Linked DNA regions of Homo sapiens: region 2 is linked to region 1. A link is an interaction called in ENCODE POLR2A ChIA-PET data of the cell type or tissue named here. Cell type or tissue: CD4-positive, alpha-beta T cell. All regions are shown on one strand. Links, peaks and the distances in the headings refer to the core of each region. The heading gives the core; the rest is flanking DNA.

Region 1 (5,380 bases), core at 133-5,132:
CCATGACTAGTGAGTGGACCCACTAGGCCCACCTCCAAACACTGGGGATCACATTCAACATGAGATTTGGAGGGGACAAAACATCCAAACCATAGCAAGGGGTGAAGAGAAAACTTCCCCTTCACCCTCTAAAGGCTTGCTGAAAATCAACTGACCAAAGACAGATTAATAGGAGAAAAGGTATACAAATTTTTATTTTTAGGTGTACAGCTCGGGGGAATTGAAGGAGAATAATTACTCAATAACCCAACAAGGTACAGATGCTTATACACCCTTCTTCACAGGACAAGGGAGATGGGAGAAATGTGGCAATTCGAAGGATAGTAAATAATTTTTAGGGGAAAATAAATGGACTTGGAGAGCATACAATGGCCTGGGACAAAGTCTGTTGAGCCTGCAGAGCAGGTTTGTGACAAAAGTCTGTCTAGGTGTGTTGACAGACATCAGTCTTTCTTCCTGCAATATCAGTTCAGTTAATGAAAACTTGGGAAAGGGACCAGAGGTCATTGTTGTCTTCTTTGGTGAGTCTGAACTTTAGGCAGATAAGTGATCTTTGGAGAACAATTTATCCCGTGCTTTGGAAGAGACAGAGAATTGAGAAACAGGACTAGGCAGGGAGTGGCGGGGAGGTCAGAGAGACCTTGCTGGGCATGGTGGCTCACGCCTGTAATCCCAGCGCTTTGGGAGGCCAAGGCAGGCAGATCACCTGAGGTCAGGAGTTTGAGAGCCTGACCAACATGCAGAAACCCCGTCTCTACTGAAAATACAAAAGTAGCCGGGCGTGGTGGCACATGCCTCTAATCCCAGCTACTCGGGAGGCTGAGGCAGGAGAATTGCTTGAACCTGGGAAGCGGATATTGCGGTGAGCCGAGATCGCGTCATTGCACTCCAGCCTGGGTAACAAGAGTGAAACTCCGTCTCAAAAAACAAAACAAAACCAAACAAACAAAAAAGAGAACTTGAGGCTGCTTCTTCAGTCCAGCATGTCAAAGCACCATATTTTAGAATATCAATTTCTGAGCCCCAACATATTTAATAATGACCATTCAGCTAGACAGCCAGGAGTGGCTGCCTTCTCTTCATCAGAGCAGGAGCTGGAGCTCTGAAGAAGGAGGTAGGAATGGGGACCCTGGCCAAGAATAGGGTGTTAGGGACTCCCATGCCTGCTTGCAATTATCTTCCCCATGCTAGGCTCCGGCCCCCAACAAGCTTTAGTGCAAGTCACACTCCTATGCCCTGAAGGATACAGAAAGGCCACAGGAAGTTTGCCATCTGATAGAGGAGGGAGTCAGGCCTACCTATAAGATAAGGAACCAGTGCCCCAAATAAAGCATGAGCAGGGAATGCATAGTTCTGTTCCCAGAGGAAATAATCCTGAAGCTGTGTGATGTGGTTCTGTTAAGGTTGCCCCATTATTTTCATACAACTTTGGTATTATTTTAAGTAATAGCAGAAACTAACATACTAAGACTTTATTAGAGTCAGATGTGTGCTAAGAACTTTTTAATCTAATTTGATTTTGTTAGAGACAGGGTCTCACTCTGTCACTCAGACTAGAGTGTAGTGGTCTGATCATAGCTCACTGTAGCCTTAACCTTCTGGGTCAAGCCATCCTGTTGCTTCAGCCTCCTGAGTAGCTAAGGCTACAGAGCATGTGCCATCATGTCCCAAATTAAAAAAAATTTTTTTTTTTGTAGATACAGGCTCTTACTATGTTGCCCAGGCTGGTCTTGAACTCCTAACCTCAAGAGATTCTCTCAACTTGGCCTCCCAATGCACTGGGATTATAGGCGTGAACCACCACGCCTGGCCCTTGTGCCATGTACTTTAAATTCATGGAGCTATTTAGTTGCCATGACAACACTAGGAGGAAAGTACTCTTACTATTATTATTTCCATTTTACGGATAAGGAAACCGACCCTCAAAGAAGTTAAATGCTAGTCCTAAAATGGTCCACCTGGTAAGAGGTGGAGCCAGAATTTTAGTCCACTTTGGTCCAATCTTGAAGTTTGAGTTGTCAATGTGATGCTATGCTGGACATTTGAAAGTACCTAGAGGAACATTGAAGGCAGCTCTGAAGAAGTGGGTCCTGATTTTGGCGTCAGTACTATCCAGCTCTGTGGCCTTACAGCAGTCCCTGTCAAGGGTTCGGTTTTCTCCCTGCTTGTTTTAATGGTTGGGCCAAATGACTACAAATGTGCCTTTCATTTCTAAAAATGCTCTCAAATCTAGGATTTTCAAGTTCCTAAAAATGAAACCAACTTATGCTCACTCTTGTTAATGTCTAAATCCGGAAGAACATTTACGAGGCAAATAAGGTACAGTCATACCCACTCACTCTCTGGCTTCCGAGGAGACTGCTGTGAAGGATGAAGTGTGGTGGCAGGGGTGGGAGAGGGGTACGGGGGTGGGGAACCCACAATCGTGTTGACAGGAACTCACTGAACATACTCTAGTATTTGTACAGTGTGTATCAGGATAGACTGCTGTGTCAAACAGCCCCAAAGTTTTAATGGCTTAACCCAAGAAAAGCTTATTTCTAACTTAGGAACAGCCCAACCTAAGTGTCCTAGTTGGCTCTCTCCAAGGGGCTCTTCTCCAGGGAGCGTCTCAGAAACCCAGGCTCCTCCTCTCTCATGGTTCTGCCTGTCTGCTGGGCCCTCAGAGTACTTTGTTTTTGGTTGGAGAGAAGTTTTAGTGTGCAGGAAAATAGCATATTTGACTTCTGTTCCATTGCATGGGCTAGAATTAGTCACATGGTTCCACCTAACTTCCCACAACAAACTGGGACATAGGGAACTTACTCTATCAGTCATAAAGACGCTCCACAGATGTCCTCTCTGGTTGTTGATGACCCATTTTCCCACCATGACTGTTCATGTGACAAACCTGAGTGTCCCTTGGGAGGAATAAAATGACCCCCCTTTCCTTCCTTGATTCTCTAAAAGAAAGTAATGGAACTTTCTTTAAAGAGTGCAAGAACTTTCTTCAGGGTCTTGTCCTGGGATCAAAGGTAACAATAATATTAATAGTAGCTAGCATTTACTGAGCATATATTATACATCAAGCAGCTACATGCATTATCTTAGAGTGAGGGCAAATCTCAAGGTCTGGATGAGAAGTGTAAAATTGAGCAATGATGCAATTGTATTTACTTTTTCTATAAATGACTTTAATTTCTATTTTGAATGTCCATTCTGCTAGGTGGCAGCATCCTTATTTCATTGATTTGGGTCCCTGCCCTATCCCAAGTTTTGTCTAAGTTCCCAGGTGATGGGCGGTAGCTAGGACTTGCTATTACGTGTGCTTATCTACCCACAGTGGCACCTGTCGTTATGTTGCAGTGTGAGGGCTGACATTCTTGCAGGCTTCTGCTTGATGGTCCTCCTTTACTCCATATCTAAAACCCATCACTCTCTTTGCTACCTCAAAACCACTTCGTAGTTCACAGGGAGCAAGCCACTGTTTCCAGCACCTGGTTCTGACCTACAGCCTTTCTGTCTGAGCACATTTTGAAAACAATTCCTCTGCCCTGGGGACAGGAGGCACCAGTCCTCTCTGCTTTCCTGTCACTCATCATTGCAGATCAGGGACTCTAGATCAAGTCCCTGGGCAAGGAGCAAGCTGCAGGCCCCTCTCTCAGGGACCCTGCCAACTTTCTGCCTCGCTTTGCTTCTTTCCTCCCTTCCATAGTCCTGATAATCCCATATTCCTGGAGACAGGGCAATCTGATTGTTTTTCCAGTTCCAATATTTAGGGCACAAACTTGACACCTTCAATTATTTCAGACTTATACTTTTTTTTTTTTTTTTCTGAGACAGTCTTGCTCTGTCACCTGGGCTGGAATGCAGTGGTGCAATCTCGACTCACTGCAAACTCCACCTCCCAGGTTCAAGCCATCCTCTTGCCTCAGCCTCCAAGTAGCTGGGACTACAGATCCTGCCACCAAGCCCAGTTAAATTTTGTATTTTTAGTAGAGATGGGGTTTTGCCATGTTGGCCAGGTTGATTTCAGACTCCTGACCTCAGGTGATCTGCCAGCCTCGGCCTCCCAAAGTGCTGGGATTACAGGCCTGAGCCACTGCGCCAGGCCCAGACTTAAACTTTGCAGTTCAAAAGGCTTTCTTCTGACAGCTCCTAAACTGTTGTGCTGCTTTTCTGTCATGTCATTTGCCCCCTGAGGCAATGAATGCTGCAAGGCAGTAAAAGACTACAGACGAAATGGGAGAAGGCCAAGAGATATAGGACATAAATACAGTGTTTAAAAAAAAAAAAAACTTAAAAATTTCCCAAAATATTTTCCCTGTCACAATCTCACTGAATTCTCAGTGACCATCCTGCAATAGAGGTGCCATTAATATTTCTGTTTTTTAAGAGGGTCACATTGGCCAGGTGCGGTGGCTCGTGCCTGTAATCCCAGCACTTTGGGAGGCTGAGGCGGGAGGATTACCTGAGGTCAGGAGTTCGAGACCAGCCTGGCCAACATGGTGAAACCCCGTCTCTACTAAAAATACAAAAATTAGCTGGGTGTGGTGGCACACGCCTGTAATCCCAGCTACTCAGGAAGCTGAGGCAGGAGAATTGCTTGAGCCAGGAGGCGGAGGTTGCTGTGAGCCGAGATTGTGCTACTGCACTCCAGCCTGGCAGACAGAGCGAGACTCTGTCACACACACACACACAAAAGAGGGTCTCACTATGTTGCCCAGGCTGAAGTGCAGTGGTTATCCACAGGCACCATCCCACTATTGATCAGCCCTGGAACTTTGACCTGCTCCATTTCTGACCTGGGTTGGTTCACCTCTCCTTAGGCAACCTGGTGGTTCCCTGCTCCTGGGAGATCACTGTATTGATGCTAAATTTAGTGCAAACACCTGATGGTCACAGCTCACTGCAGCCCAGAACACCTAGGCTCAAGTGATCCTCCCGCCTCAGCCTCCACAGTAGGTGGGACTACAGGTGCGTGCCACCACACCTAGCTACTATCTCTGACAAAAGAAGACACTAAGCTACATTCTTAAGATACTTTGCAAGGACACTTCTCCATGTACTACGTGTGGAAAAAGTTAAGGTTATTTTGAATTGGCAAAAAGTTAGGATTGGGGTACTTAAAAGGTATTCACTGTTTTTTTTCTTTTAAGGGTGAACATAAACTCACTGATCTAAAATCTTGCCTAATGACAAGTCTTAGACTTCTTTAACAAATTCCTAAGGCACACTTGAAATTTGTAAGTAAGCCTATTATTTGGAAATGGATAAAACAACAGGTTTGTGAACTATCCTCTTAATTAAGTTAAACTCCCTCTTGCAATCTCTTCTAATGATTAGCTTATTAGAAAAATCCTTTTGTTTGCCAAGAGTGTGAATGTAAAGTTTGCTTAAT
Region 2 (5,380 bases), core at 169-5,168, 93 kb after region 1:
GGCCGAAGCAGGAGGATCACCTGAGGTCAGGAGTTCGACACCAGCCTGGCCAACATGGTGAAACCCCGCTTCTACTAAAAATACAAAAATTAGCTGGGCCTGGTGGCGTGTGTCTGTAGTCCCAGCTACTCGGGAGGCTGAGGCAGGAGAATCACTTGAACCTGGGAGGCGGAGGTTGCAGTGAGCCAAGATTGCACCACTGCACTCCAGCCTAGGCGACTGAGCAAGACTTCGTCTCAAAAAAAAAAAAAAAAAAAAATTTTGGGTGAAAGAAATGTATCTTACTGAATAAAGTAAAACAATCTAAAAGGGCTATTTATTTTGCATTTTATTGCATTAAATGGAAAAAATGTTTTGCCTTTAAACGATGATACTAAAATTACAGCAGGCTGAAGGAATAAAGTATATAGAATATTCTTTTTTTTTTTTTTTTTGAGACGGAGTCTCGCTCTGTCACCCAGGCTGGAGTGCAGTGGCGGGATCTCGGCTCACTGCAAGCTCCGCCTCCCGGGTTCACGCCATTCTCCTGCCTCAGCCTCCCAAGTAGCTGGGACTACAGGCGCCCGCCACTACGCCCGGCTAATTTTTTTGTATTTTTAGTAGAGACGGGGTTTCACCGTTTTAGCCGGGATGGTCTCGATCTCCTGACCTCGTGATCCGCCCGCCTCGGCCTCCCAAAGTGCTGGGATTACAGGCGTGAGCCACCGCGCCCGGCCTATAGAATATTCTTAAAGCCTCCATTTATGAAGAAACAAAGAAAACAAGTCACTGCCTTCTTACCATCTTTCTCTTTTTTCTGTGAGTGACAAAGAATAAGGAGCAACTAACAGCTGCCAGCCGAAGCCTCTCACTTCTGTTCTGCAGTTAAAGTCTCAAAGTCTGGGGCTGCTGTGAGCGTGGAGTGGTGCGTGCAGAGAGCGGCCCGTGCAATGCATTGTGCTGGCCTTGCTGGAGCTGCCCATGCAAGGAGCAGCCGTGCCGCACGTAAGCTACTCATGCAGGGAGCAGCCATGCAGGAGCTCAAGCAGAGGGCAGCCCTTGCAGTGCTGTGGGCACCTTGTGGAATGCAGTGCAGAAATCAGCCAGTGCAGCATGCATGCCAGTCCGGGTCTTCCCCAACACTGCCCTTGGGGAAACCCACACCTATTCTTACAGGAATGGCAGCAGGGGGTCTGCCCAAACCAAATTTAAGTTAAAAACAAAACAAAGCAAAACAATTCCTAAAGTGCCCCAGCTTATCATCTAACAGGCAATGGAGTTTCTCAGCACTGCCTGAGGTTGTTTGTAATTGTAAACTAATAGTAGTAAGGGCAGAGGCCAGATGTTAGATAACCGAAGTCAGTGGTAGACCAGCTGGAGAGCCACGCTGGGCTTAGATTTTAACTCTTAAGTTGTCTTGCTGTCCACTCCACACCTAGATATAATATGAGCAGAAAACAAAGAATTTCAATTTTAGTTCTTCGGGAAAACATTAGCTTTTTATTTTAATACTTCAGAGTTTGTTGAAAAAACCGTTTTTGGCAGGTTGGTACAAGGAATAATACCATCTGTATTTGTATGGTGCCTTGCAGTTTGTAAGTGCTCTCATGAGCATTATCCTATTTAACACCCACAGCCACAACCACCTTGTGAGGTATTGTCTCCCATTTTACAAATGAGGAAACAGACTTCTGAGAGTTTACAGCTTGTCCAAGGGCATACAGCTAGTAGTCATTAGAGCCATCCTGCTCCAGTATTCCCTCCACCATGCAACCAGCACTTTGATAGCATCTAGCTTCCTGTCTTCCCTGTCATTCTCATATTTACACAGAAAATCACCGTCTAAAAATCTTCCTCAGTGGCCATTCCATGTTACTCACAATAAGAACATATGTACCGTCAAAGGGTAGCTTCTTGATTGACTTTGAAGTCAATAATTGAATAAAAGAGGAGCCTTGTTATTTCTTACTTAGAACCATGCTGAATGAACCTTAGGGACCATTTGGTTCAAATATGTGTATATATCTAAATCTAGAGTAAAGCCCTTCATAAGGAAAGTGAAACTCCAGTTAATTGCAAAGACTAGGGCCCACTTCCTCAAACTCAGACCATTGTGTTCTTTCTGTTAAAGTACACCTCCTTCAACAGAGGTACAGTTCTTGTCTCAAGAGCTAATTTGACTTGAGATTCTAGCAGATATTCCTGAGTATCTACTCTGTGCAAAGCCCTGTGTGGAACCAGCTCTGGAGGACTTTTGGATCTAGTGGGAGAGACTTAATCCAGGAGAAAATGCACCTAGTGCTAAGTCTTCAGCCATTTAAAAGACTAAGAATGTCATAGATAATCCAAATTTGGTCTTGGTCATCTGGAAACATTTATGAAGAAGCCCTTTCTTATATGTTCTTATATGACCTCCTATTTGTAGAAAAATAGCAACTGTGGCCACTTTGGAACTTTTGGAATAATGCCACCCATCCCTGAGAAGCTGAAGTATAAGATTAAAAGCAAATCAAACTGTGATTGTTAGCACCAAGTTTCTCTTTAGGTCTTGCCCCTAAAAGTTTTAACTTAGAAAATCCCATATTACTCATATCTTATTATAAAAGCTCTGCTAATAACTTTGAACTCCTTAAAATACATTTTCAAAGAGCTGATGGTGAGCAAGCCACATGTTTCATGGCCTTCCCTCAGCACTGATCAGCCGACAACCTGGAGAGCCTTTCTGAATGCACCCCTGATAATTTGGGCTGTCTCCAAGTCAAGATGAATTGATAGGGAATGCAAAATTGATCAGAATAATTACAAGTGCCATTATATGAAAGAGATCACTTTGCCAATGAACACTCACAGAATGCCTTTACAGACCTAATTTGCACCAGAATTAAGTTTGTCTTTCTCAATAGTTGCTTCCCAAACTAAACAAACTGCATTGTATAAGTGGGTCAGTTTTCACAGTACTCTGCTTGAAATATTCAGATATACACAAAGGCAGCTGGATTGTAAATTTCAAGGGCAAACTAGTCTCCAATAAAGCAGGTATGGGAGGAAGCTGTGTTACATTCTTAGAGGGATGAGTTTCTCTTTAACTTATAAAAACGCATTCAGTATCCTGCTTGCTTTGCGTGGATCATACTTAGCTTCCATTTTTGCCTTTTAGTCAACCTCTTTTCATTTACTCAGGTTTCTGCCTCTCAGTCAGCAGTATTTGGCTATAATCAGGTGATTTTGCCCTCAGTTAGTTCTCCAGGGCCTAAGAACTCAATAGTATCGAATGGTTTTGGGTAGGGTATTTTTTTTTTTTTTTTTTGAGACGGAGTTTCGCTCTTGTTGCCCAGGTGCATGCAATGGTGTGATCTCGGCTCACTGCAACCTCCACCTCCCGGTATCAAGCAATTCTCCTGCCTCAGCCTCCCGAGAAGCTGGGATTACAGGCACCCACCACCATGCCCAGCTAATTTTTGTATTTTTAGTAGAGATCAGGCTGGTCTCGAACTCCTGACCTCAGGTGATCTGCCTGCATTGGCCTCCCAAAGTGCTAGGATTACAGGCGTGAACCATGCGCCTGGCCAATTTTGGGTTAGTTTTTAAAAAATAAAGACACTCTATTGATAAAGGATTGTGCAGTACCTAACTACCATAATGTGTCTCACTGGCTTTAAATCAGGCCAGAGACAGAAGTAAAATATTATAAATAGTGCATACATGAACTTTGCCAAAGAAGGTTTGAGGATTCCACCTCCACTTACCATGTTTACCCCAAAATATTTTTTATTTCATTATAGTAGTGAAGATGACAGTTGAATTTCAGCAATAATTTTTTTTTTTTTTTTTTGGACGGAGTTTTGCTCTGTCGCCAGGCTGGAGTGCAGTGGCACGATCTTGGCTCACTGCAACCTCCGCCTCCCAGGTTCAAGTGATTCTCCTGCCTCAGCCTCCCGAGTGTCTGGGACTACAGGCACGTGCCACCATGCCCAGCTAATTTTTATATTTTTAGTAGCGACGGAGTTTCACCATGTTGGCCAGGATGGTCTAGATCTCTTGATTTCATGATCCGCCCACCTTGGCCTCCCAAAGTGCTAGGATTACATGCGTGAGCCACCGCACCCGGCCGGCAATAATCTTTTTATATTTGTAGCTTTTAATGAATTGTTCCAGTTTTCCCTTTTCCATGATAAATGGAGTGTGGTGAGGACAGGGAGGTTCATGAATTTTAGGACAATAATGTGTTTATTATTTATTGGGATTGAAATTTTCAGTTCATCACTTCAGCCCCCAAGTCTTTAGACAAAAACAGGCGTTGCATATATATTTGATTGAAAGCATCAGAAGCCTATGAAAGTAACTTAGTGGAAAATGGGGACTTACTGGCTTACAGGATCTAGGAAAGAATTGGGCCACCAAACTGTGGGAAGAGCAGTAATGCAACTGGCCTCAGTAGGGCCAGAATTATCTCCATCTTTCATCTCTGCCTCTTTCTGCATGTTTATTCCATTCCTTCTCAGAGCAGACATTTCTCCGTATGGCTGGAAACATGGCCACCAGCAATTTATCCTATAGCTTCTGTTACTGAAAAGTTCTGTGACTGCCAAGTTAAAAAAAATTGTAAGCAAGTAACTCATGAGGTGAGGGTCACATAGAAATATGGTGACACGTGTGTTTGCCTATATGACTATAAGTGGCTGGGTGGCTATTTCCCTGGATAAGAGATAGTTGCTGGGCAGAAAATTACCCAGCATGTATGCTCAGTACAGTGTGCCCAACTAGTGCCTTTCAAATGTTTGGACAGAAACCCACAGTAAGAAATGTATTTTACATTGAGACACACATATAGACACAGGTTTGATTGAGAAAAATTTTCTTGAAACAATACTCATCCTTACTATGTACAAGGCATTCTGCTATTTTCTATTATATTCAAAGGTAGTTCATTTTTAAAAAATTCTGACTGTAACTCATCTAAATGATCTCATGACTCAGTGTATAATGATCTGTAGTTTGAAAAATACTGCACAAGACATTAAAAGTATCAGGTAAGTTCATGTGTCAGTAGATATTTGGGTATAGATATTTGTTGAGTCTTGAAGGAATAACTTACATTCTAGAAAGATACTAGGGACTCAAGGGTGACAAATATGTGACGTGAATGTCCTTCCCAGTTCCCACGGTGGAGATGGCAGCAGCTTTCCTACTGAGGAATGTTCTGGAGCCTCTCCTCAGCCCTTTATAAAGTCAAGCAAGTTAGAACAAGTGCCCTGTGCTATCAGCTTCCCTCCTCTTTGTTTTGGATTTACCTTTTGCTGAGAAATAGTGAAATTCTGTGGACCTAGAAAATGTCCGAAAGTGCTTTCAGTTCTCTCTTAAAACAAAACATCAATACAGCTTTCTTGAAAGCTTTATTGTG

What was found. Peaks named below come from ENCODE experiments on the same cell type or tissue, not always from the same donor. Only the 100,000 strongest peaks of a DNase experiment are listed, where the experiment ranks them.
Region 2: POLR2A ChIA-PET joins it to region 1 with 5 read pairs; 5 of 35 experiments call an interaction of 5 or more read pairs at or near these places.

Annotation. Positions count from the first base shown.
Region 1 is chr2:64,816,975-64,822,354 of GRCh38, reverse strand. It overlaps the pseudogene RN7SL341P. Among named protein-coding and RNA genes, the nearest start is that of LINC01800, 44 kb to the left of the region's middle. In CD4-positive, alpha-beta T cell, for the core only: no CTCF peak of the experiment used is centred there; DNase peaks (open chromatin) are centred at 2,354 and 2,814; H3K4me3 peaks cover 729 bases; H3K27ac peaks cover 1,377 bases.
Region 2 is chr2:64,723,886-64,729,265 of GRCh38, reverse strand. No RefSeq gene overlaps it. Among named protein-coding and RNA genes, the nearest start is that of SERTAD2, 73 kb to the right of the region's middle. In CD4-positive, alpha-beta T cell, for the core only: no CTCF peak of the experiment used is centred there; a DNase peak (open chromatin) is centred at 2,055; H3K4me3 peaks cover 971 bases; H3K27ac peaks cover 975 bases.